Linked DNA regions of Mus musculus: region 2 is linked to region 1. A link is a contact called in ENCODE POLR2A ChIA-PET data. All regions are on one chromosome and are shown on one strand. Each heading gives the region's core, a stretch centred on a gene start or an enhancer-like site at or near the end of the contact. The rest is flanking DNA. Distances are from core to core; before and after follow the strand shown.

The links. ChIA-PET counts read pairs that join two places held with the same protein, here RNA polymerase II (POLR2A).
Region 2: POLR2A ChIA-PET joins it to region 1 with 17 read pairs in Patski. The contact joins the promoter of Nemp1 here to the enhancer-like site in region 1. POLR2A ChIA-PET finds 5 or more read pairs at or near these places in 3 of 5 experiments (Patski and embryonic stem cell).

What each region holds. Positions count from the first base shown.
Region 1 is chr10:127,601,498-127,605,490 of GRCm38, forward strand. Lrp1 (low density lipoprotein receptor-related protein 1) reads right to left here. Exons shown (of 89, transcript NM_008512.2): 6 at 3,912-3,993. Gm51820 (a long non-coding RNA gene) reads left to right here. Exons shown (of 2, transcript XR_003949046.1): 1 at 1-2,004; 2 at 3,302-3,993. Among named protein-coding and RNA genes, the nearest start is that of Gm51820, 4.5 kb to the left of the region's middle. Within about 2 kb of position 2,219, at least 3 of the 3 ENCODE cell types and tissues checked have a DNase peak (open chromatin) inside an H3K27ac peak, as active enhancers do.
Region 2 is chr10:127,675,654-127,679,517 of GRCm38, forward strand. Nemp1 (nuclear envelope integral membrane protein 1) reads left to right here and starts at 1,412. Exons shown (of 9, transcript NM_001113211.1): 1 at 1,412-1,574. The coding sequence starts at 1,445. Gm16230 (a long non-coding RNA gene) reads right to left here and starts at 1,106. Exons shown (of 4, transcript XR_872178.1): 1 at 1,018-1,106.

The DNA.
Region 1 (3,993 bases), core at 969-3,468:
CTTGACACCTGGAAGGCTGCTGATGGAAGAGGACTACTGTGAGCTTGAGGCTAGCCTGGGCTATAGAGTTTTAAAAAAATTAACTAATTAGGGATGGAGAGGCGGTTCAGTCAGCAAAGTGTTAGGGCATCGGTGCCAGAGGACCCGTGTTCTATTCCCATCATCCACTTTAAAAAGCGAGTCGTTGCTAGACACGGTGGCGGCACACGCCTTTTTAAGCAGAGGCAGGCAGATCTCTGTGAGTTCCAGGCCAACCAAGGCCATACAGCAAAACTTTGTCTCTAAAATATATTTAAAAGGTGAACCCAGTAGTGCATTCTTGTAATTCCAGTACCAGAGAGGCAGAAACAGGAGGATACTGGGGTACTGCTGGTCAACCAGTCTACCTCAGTTGGCAAGCTCCAGGTTTAGTGAGACCTTATCTCAAAAACTAAGGCAAGAGGGCAGGGGCGAAAGAAGGGATCAGTGATTCAGACACTTGCTAATTTGCAGTAACTACACCCAGAGGGTGGTTCACAGCTATCTAACTCCACTTCTGAGGGATCTGCTACCCTTTTCTGGCCTCCTTGGGCACTAGGCATGCATAGATACATACATGCAGGCAAAACATTCATACATATGTAATAACAATTTAAAAATAAGGCAGAAGGGTATGGAGGAAGACACCTGATATTGACTCCTGGATTTTGCACGAATGTGTACACACACGCCATCTACACACAAGTACACACACATAACGTGCACCAAGAAAACTAATAATGCAATCATAGTATAGGAAATTTCTAATGAGACTATCAGGTAAGAACATAACCGCAAAGCTGAACTTTACAACTGGGGACTCAAGGCAGGAGGGAGCAGAAGTTGAAGGCCAGCCTTGGCTGTGTAACAAGTTAGAGGTCAACTTGGGCCGCACAGGATCCTGCCTTAAAAATACAAAACAAATCCTGTTAAGAGGGCTGGTGAGTTGGCTCAGTGGGGAAACTGCTAAGCCTGATTCCCTGAATTAAACCCCCAGGACCCAAGCAGTGAAGGGCTCTCATATGTTGTCTTCTGGTTTCCACATGCGCACCATGATTCATGTGTGCACGAATACACACACACACACAAACACACAGAGAGTAAAGAAGTTAATAAAATATAAAAAAATTAATAACCTTTAGCAACACTTTTTTTAAACTTGTACATGCTGAAATGAACACTACGTCTCTGGAGAAGGGATGACGCTTAAAAAGAGAGAAAGTACTTATTTCCTTATTATTTTTCTTGAGTAAGGATCTTGGTGTACTTTGATGTGGGCTCTAGTGACTTCTCTGTCCTCACCTTCAACCCCATGAGTCTCTTTTCCCTTTTCAGTCCTGGAGATGGAACACAGCCTGCCATGAGCCACTCTCCCAGCTCACTCCCCTTTCTTTTCTGGCCTCACCCGTTCAGGTCTCCCAGTTCATTAGGCAGAAGAGAAGGTGGGTCTGGGCTGTAGCTGAGGTGGGAGAAGAAGACAGGCACACCAATCTAGGCCAGTGTGGCCACGCATGGGGCTATGGAATTAGCAGACTGTGCTGTCTGAGGGAGGAGGTAATGGGCCTTGTGTGGGTGTGTGGGTGGCTGGGGAGCTCACAGGGCTCTCAGGATGCCGAGCAGACCGGTCCCCATGCTTCAGGACCCATGTGAACAGGGCCCCCTTCCCAGCTTCCTTCCTTCTTTACATTTATTTCTGTTTGCAGAGGTCTCTCTGAGGCAGGCTTCCCCCATCTCCCCGCACCAGTCGGATGTCCTCACTGGCTCCCCTCTTCTCAGTCATAAGATACACACCCCAACCTTCTGACAACCTCCTGACCCCCTCCCCACCCTCTTCCCTACCGACTTAGGTATGTTCCCAGGGGTCTCACAGAGGTCCCAGTCATGGGGAAGGTTGGGAGGATCTGGCTGCAGGATGGAAGGCAGAAGGCAGTGGATTTTTCCTTCATTCTCCAGAGAACTAACTATAGAACAGCAGCCCCTGTGCAGGTATGTAACCGGGGCCCCTGGAGCTCCCTGACCCCAGGGAAGGCCTCCTCCTGAGGAAGGGGATGTACCAGGGGTGGGGGAGGGTGTTACAGAGACACTTCCGACATCCTCAAGCCAGGGCCCATAATTAGTTTGTGGGATGTGAGCAAACCACCATCCTCAGGGTGACAGCCAGACACTCTGGCGTCAGGAGTGGGGGTGGGGACGAGGTAGGGAGGGACGGGAGCTGGGGCAAATGGAACCCAATCATTCCTCCTGAAAGGATTTTCTCCAAGCACCTTGGTCGCTTCCAGATAGAGTTCCTGGACTCTGCCCCAGAGGCCCAGTGAAGTCCTGAAGCCTGGTAGGCAAGGCAAATCTGTTTGCCAAGGGAGGGGTGTCGCTACCCAAGGTTACTTCCTGCTTCTTTGGGGAAGAATAGCCAGGCCAGGGCAGAAGTTGAGAAGGTTCCCAGGGGGCACATCATAGCCACCTACCCGGTATACCCATGTCTGGCCCCGAGGCAAGGCTGCCATTGCTAACCCTCTTTGCCCAAGCACGCCTGTTGAGTGGGATGGTGAACTAGAAACACAGGCAGGGTAGTTGTCTCCAGTCTCAGCACACAGGGCTCCTTGAGCTACCTATCCCAAAGGTGTCTGGCAGTTCTCTGCTGTGCGCTCCAGAAGGACAGACACCCAATCACAGGTGAACCTTGGACACTGATAACTGCAGAGCTAGAGGTTGATGTCTGAGCAGTATCCTGAGGCCACAGAGAGGAAGATTTGCTCTGTTTTCCACCATCGCCCTCTCTCCCACCCCTGAAAGGACCCTCAATCAAACTGAATCCTTTATAACCTCATGGGACCTTGGCTTTCTTCGAGGGAGCCTCACAGGCCTAGAAGAAGAGCTTACAGACCTACTACAGGAGCGGGGATCTAGCCAGCCGTAGGATGCCTGCTTAGCATCTGTCAGCGAGCACCACCAAACCAAACCAAACCAAACCAAACCAAACCAAACTAAGAACCAAAGGCTATAGGATCCACAGTTCATTGCCCTCAGCCTCATTAGCAAGGCAATCTTTACCACCAGTTTGCACTTTATCAGATCTGGACAGAGTAACAACAGCCCATTACGCAGTTTAGGGAACTAAGTTGTGGTGGGGAGCTCTGGTTTACTCAAGGTCAGAGATCTATGTCTGAGGGCTGGGGACAGATCAACCACAGGCCAGACCCCTCCCGGCAGCCCTGTGTGGCTTTTCGGGGAATGTGACTCGGCCAGCTGTTGACTCTGAAGCAATTACTGTTTGTTTGTGTAACAGCACGAGAGGGGATCTGCACCCAGCCATGCGTGAGTCCAGCCTGTGACACCCTTCCTCACGCTTAGACAGCAAAGTTGCCTCGGAAGAGAAGAGAAGCCTGCATGGGAATGGCCAGCACATCCTAAATGCTCCAGTGGCCCGTGGTTCGTCCCTTCGTCTCATTGACTGCCACAGACAGGAAGTAGGCTCAGGGACTTGGCACCTACCCAACAGCAGGACGTCCTTTCTGGCCATACTCCTGAGGGTAACAAAATCACATGGAAGCCCAAAGCAAGCCAGGCTCAGGCTCCTCTGCCCTCTGCTACTTAACAATGTCCGTCCTTCCCCAGCCCCCCTGCAGATGCTTCTGTATGGGAAAGCCCCTCTGCATCTAATGACACTCTGCTTTCAAAGACGGGACAGTCCCTGGTCTCTGGAGAGTGACCATTCGTGGCCTTCTCAGTTGACACTTCTCCGCTGAGGCATCCCTTAGCCCTGAACCAGAAATGAAAGAGCCGGCTCAGAGTGAAAAGGAAGAATAGCCATCAATCTGCTCCTGTGTGCAAGGAGCACAGACCTGGTCTCAGACTCTGCCCGTCTCCCCCGCTTCCCTGCCCTCTGAGTGACTCACGGTGCAGGCTGAGGGAGATGTTGATGGTATGCTCATCCACAAAGCCCTTCAGGCCAGGCATCCGGGCACACTTGAGCTGTGT
Region 2 (3,864 bases), core at 162-2,661, 73 kb after region 1:
CAGAGTCAGTATGGAGGTCCTGTGGGAGCAGAAGTTGGTTTTCTCCTGTCATATGAGTTCTAGGTTTACACAACCGAGCCATCGCAATAAGCCATCTATATGTGTGTATAAATGTGCATATACATGTATACATGTGTCTACACACAAGTGTGTGTATATATATGTGTGTGTGTATGTATGTGTATATATATATGTATATGTATATATATGTGTGTGTGTGTGTGTATATATATGTATGTATATACACACACATACAGGTTCTCACGGTTCAAACTCTATAATCCTGGCTACTCTTCAATTCTCAGCAAGCCTTCATTCTCAACTTCCCAAGTGATGGGATTACAAGCACGCCTTTAATCCCAGCACTTGGGAGGCAGAGGCAGGCAGATTTATGGGTTCAAGGCCATGGTCTACAGAGTGAGTTCCAGGACAGTCAGGGATACACAGAGAAACCCTGTCTCAAAAAACCAAAAAAAAAAAAAAAAAAAAAAAAAAAAGGTGCTTCAATTTTCAATTTCTGTAAGTGCTACACACACAGTGCCTGGACTGCAAGTACTGGGAGGCACCTAAGCCACAGAAAGAACTTAGATTTGAGCTCAGAACCTACTTTGTGTTTTTTCTCTCTCTCTTAGCCTTGGCTTTTTTTTTTTTTTTTCCCAAATGGAGAGGATAAGCTGTCTTAATTATCACTTGTTTCGTTTCAAAACCAGAAATGCTCGGGACTTGTAGTTTATTCCTGTGGCGTTGGTGATTGAAACGAGGGCCTTGTGCACAGTTTAGCTACATCTTCAGTCAAAAAAGGAAACCGAAGCCAAATTAATACTTTTTTTTGGTGTTTTGTTTTCTGTTTGTTTTTTTCTTGCAGTGCTGGGGATCGAAGTCAGAGTTTCTATCTCAGCTCTATCTCTACATTTTCAAACGTTGTTTATGCCTGCAAAACCTTGACAACGCACAATAATCCTGTACTTATTGCTGAAATATTTCAGAACTTTGGAGACAGGCTGGCAATCATTTTACCTTAAAAAACGGTCACGGGAGAACCTTACTCGTGAAGAGTTGCCACTGGCTAGCATGTCATAAAAGGGCCGAGGAAGAAAGGAAAGAAAAACTAGAAGAGACGTTTCGATGGAAACACGCAGTCCAGGAGGCCTCCTCTCATTCTGATTTCCTATTGGGTAAGCTTTCCATCAATCTCATTTGTAAATAAACCGCGGACGGAAGCAGATTGCGGGGAAAGGGCGGGCTCTTCCTGTCGTCACTGCCAGGATTGGCGTTGCTAGGAGGTGTGGCTCCTAGGGGCGCGGGAGGGCGGAGCGCGCGAGGCCCCGCCTGCTCCACGGGTGGGGGTGGGGGCGGGTCTCGCAGCCGATTGGCTGCCGGCGCTGCCCGTTCGGAGACAGTTGCTGAGGAGGGGCACGCGAGGAGGAGGCGGTGTGAGGCATCCATGGCGGGAGGAATCAAAGTGTCGGTGTGGTCGGCGGTTGGTCCAGGGCCCCGGTGCTGGGGGGCCGGGGGCGGCGGCGGCGCCACATGGCTGCTCTTGGTCGTCGCCGGCTGCGTGGTCTGCGGCTCAGGTACCACCCGGGCAGCGGCTGCCCAGGGGTCGGGCGCGAGGGCGTTAAATGTGGAAAAGTGGTTTCTTATCCCGAGGGTGCGGCCCGTTACTCGGAGCAGCTCGGGACGCTGAGTGAGACGCTCCAGGGACGGTCCGCACTGACGGGTCCCGGGCCGCCCTCCGGACAGCTCGGGTCGGGCGGAGGCCTGAGCCTTCCCCAGGAAGGGAGGCCTGGGCTGGTTGACACCCTTTAGGGGGGAAACCACGGAGGGGCTCCGAGGTGCTGCTAGGTCTCTTGAATTTCTGAGTTAAAACGGATTTCTGGGTTTCGCCCTGAAATAGGTCAGGAGAAAGCAAACGCCCCACTCATTCAGTTTACTAAAAACACCCCAGGGATGGATCTGTCTCGGTACAGTGGAATAGAGTTCACCTGAATGTTTTTCAAGACAGGGTCTCTCAGGGTAGCCCCTGGCTGTTCTGGAACTCACACCTTAGACCGGGCCGGCCTGGAGTTGAGAGACCCACCTGCCTCTGCCTCCTGTGTGCTGGGATTAAAGGTGTGTGCCACCACTGGCCTCCTGTTAAGATCCTCCTCCCAAATAGCTCCGGAGAACACACCTGGAGTCATTATACTCCAGTTGCCCAGGAAAGATAAGAGGCCATCCGCTTAAGCGGGACGTAGTTCCTAAGTTTATTCATTCTTTCAAGCACATTCATTTTGTACTTTCTGCTGGACAGTCAACTCCGGACTAGGTAAGAAACTTATTTTGTGATCCCGACCAGAAAAAAAAAAAATTAAAAGTTGATAAGAAATCGTGTTTTCCCTCCCTTGTTAAATAGTGGCCGGGAAAATAAGTGATGTTTGCCAACATCCACTGGAGGGAGTAGCAACTCCAGAGAATAAAGACAGCCAAGGCGTGTAAGCACACATCCACTCTCATACTGCCCCCTTCCGTTCCTGCCTGCCTGTCACTTGCTCTCACTTGTGGCTTTAAGATCAACACCCATAAATATATTGTTCAAGAGGGACTGGAGACTTCTTTTGGGAAGAGAGTATATGTCCAGGAAAGATTCTTTTCCGGATCAGGGCCTAAAAGCCTAGAACAGGATTTGGAAGGACTGTCACCTGAATAAACTGTCAAAATGGGGCCTCGGGGTGTGAGGACATAAGGAGATACTAAGCACAGTCAGCAGTTCCTTTGAGATTTCCTTTACAGGACACTGGGGATTGAAACGGAAAGCAAAAAGCCAGGCATAGTGGCTCAGAACTTTACTCCCAGCACTTGGGAGGCCAAGGGAGACAGATCTCTCCAGTTCGAAGATAGCCTGGTTGGTCTACGTAGTGAGTTCCAGGACAACCGGAGCTACCTACACCTGGAAACAAATAAGCAAATAATAAAATAACTTAAAAAAAAAAAGTGCCGGGCGTGATCGTGCACGCCTTTAATCCCAGCACTTGGGAGGCAGAGGCAGACAAATCTCTGAGTTCAAGGCCAGCCTGGATTACAGAGTGAGTTCCAGGACAGCCAGGGCTACACAGAGAAACCCTGTCTGGAAAAACCAACCAACCAACAACAACAAAAGTAACCTAAAGCACACTTTTCTGCTTGCTTGCTTCCCTTCCTCCTTTCATTGAGACAGGGTCTCACTGTGTCGTGCAGGCTGCTTTGCAACTCATGTGTAACTCTGACCTGTAACTCAGGCTCCCCCTGCTTCATCCTCCAGGATTCTGGGTTTACAGAGCGTCACCAAAGGTTCCAAGGTTTCTTCTAGGAAGGGAGGCTCGGGGGCTTCCTAATGTGGAGAAAATTCACCTCCAGGAGCAAGTCGGAATGCCGACCTGGTTATGTGGATGTCAGCTGTCAGAGCAATCTGCGGCACTCTAAAAGCCAGGCTCTCAGATAGTAGGATGGAATTTTATTCAAAGGTTGGTTACTGTCACAGGGAGTTTTAGAAACATTTATTTAGCAAGTATTAATACAGTTAAGTGTAAAGAAGTAGGCAAAACCCTTGTAGTTTATTGCTTGTGTGTGTCTGTGGGTGTGTGTGCTTGAGCATATTTGGGGGGGGGGGTTGGAGGGGGTCATGTGCACATGTGTGCAAGTATAGGCCAAAGGTCTGATGTCTGTCTGATTCTTTAATCTCCCCTAGTGGGCCTGGAACTTAGAGGTTTGGCTAGACTGCTGACCAGCAATCTAATCTCCCTGGCTGGGCCCTGTGTCTACCCTCAGCATTGGGGTTACAGGTGAACAGCACTCTGCCTGGCTTCTGAACTCAGACCCTTGTGTTTGCAGAGCAGATACTTTACA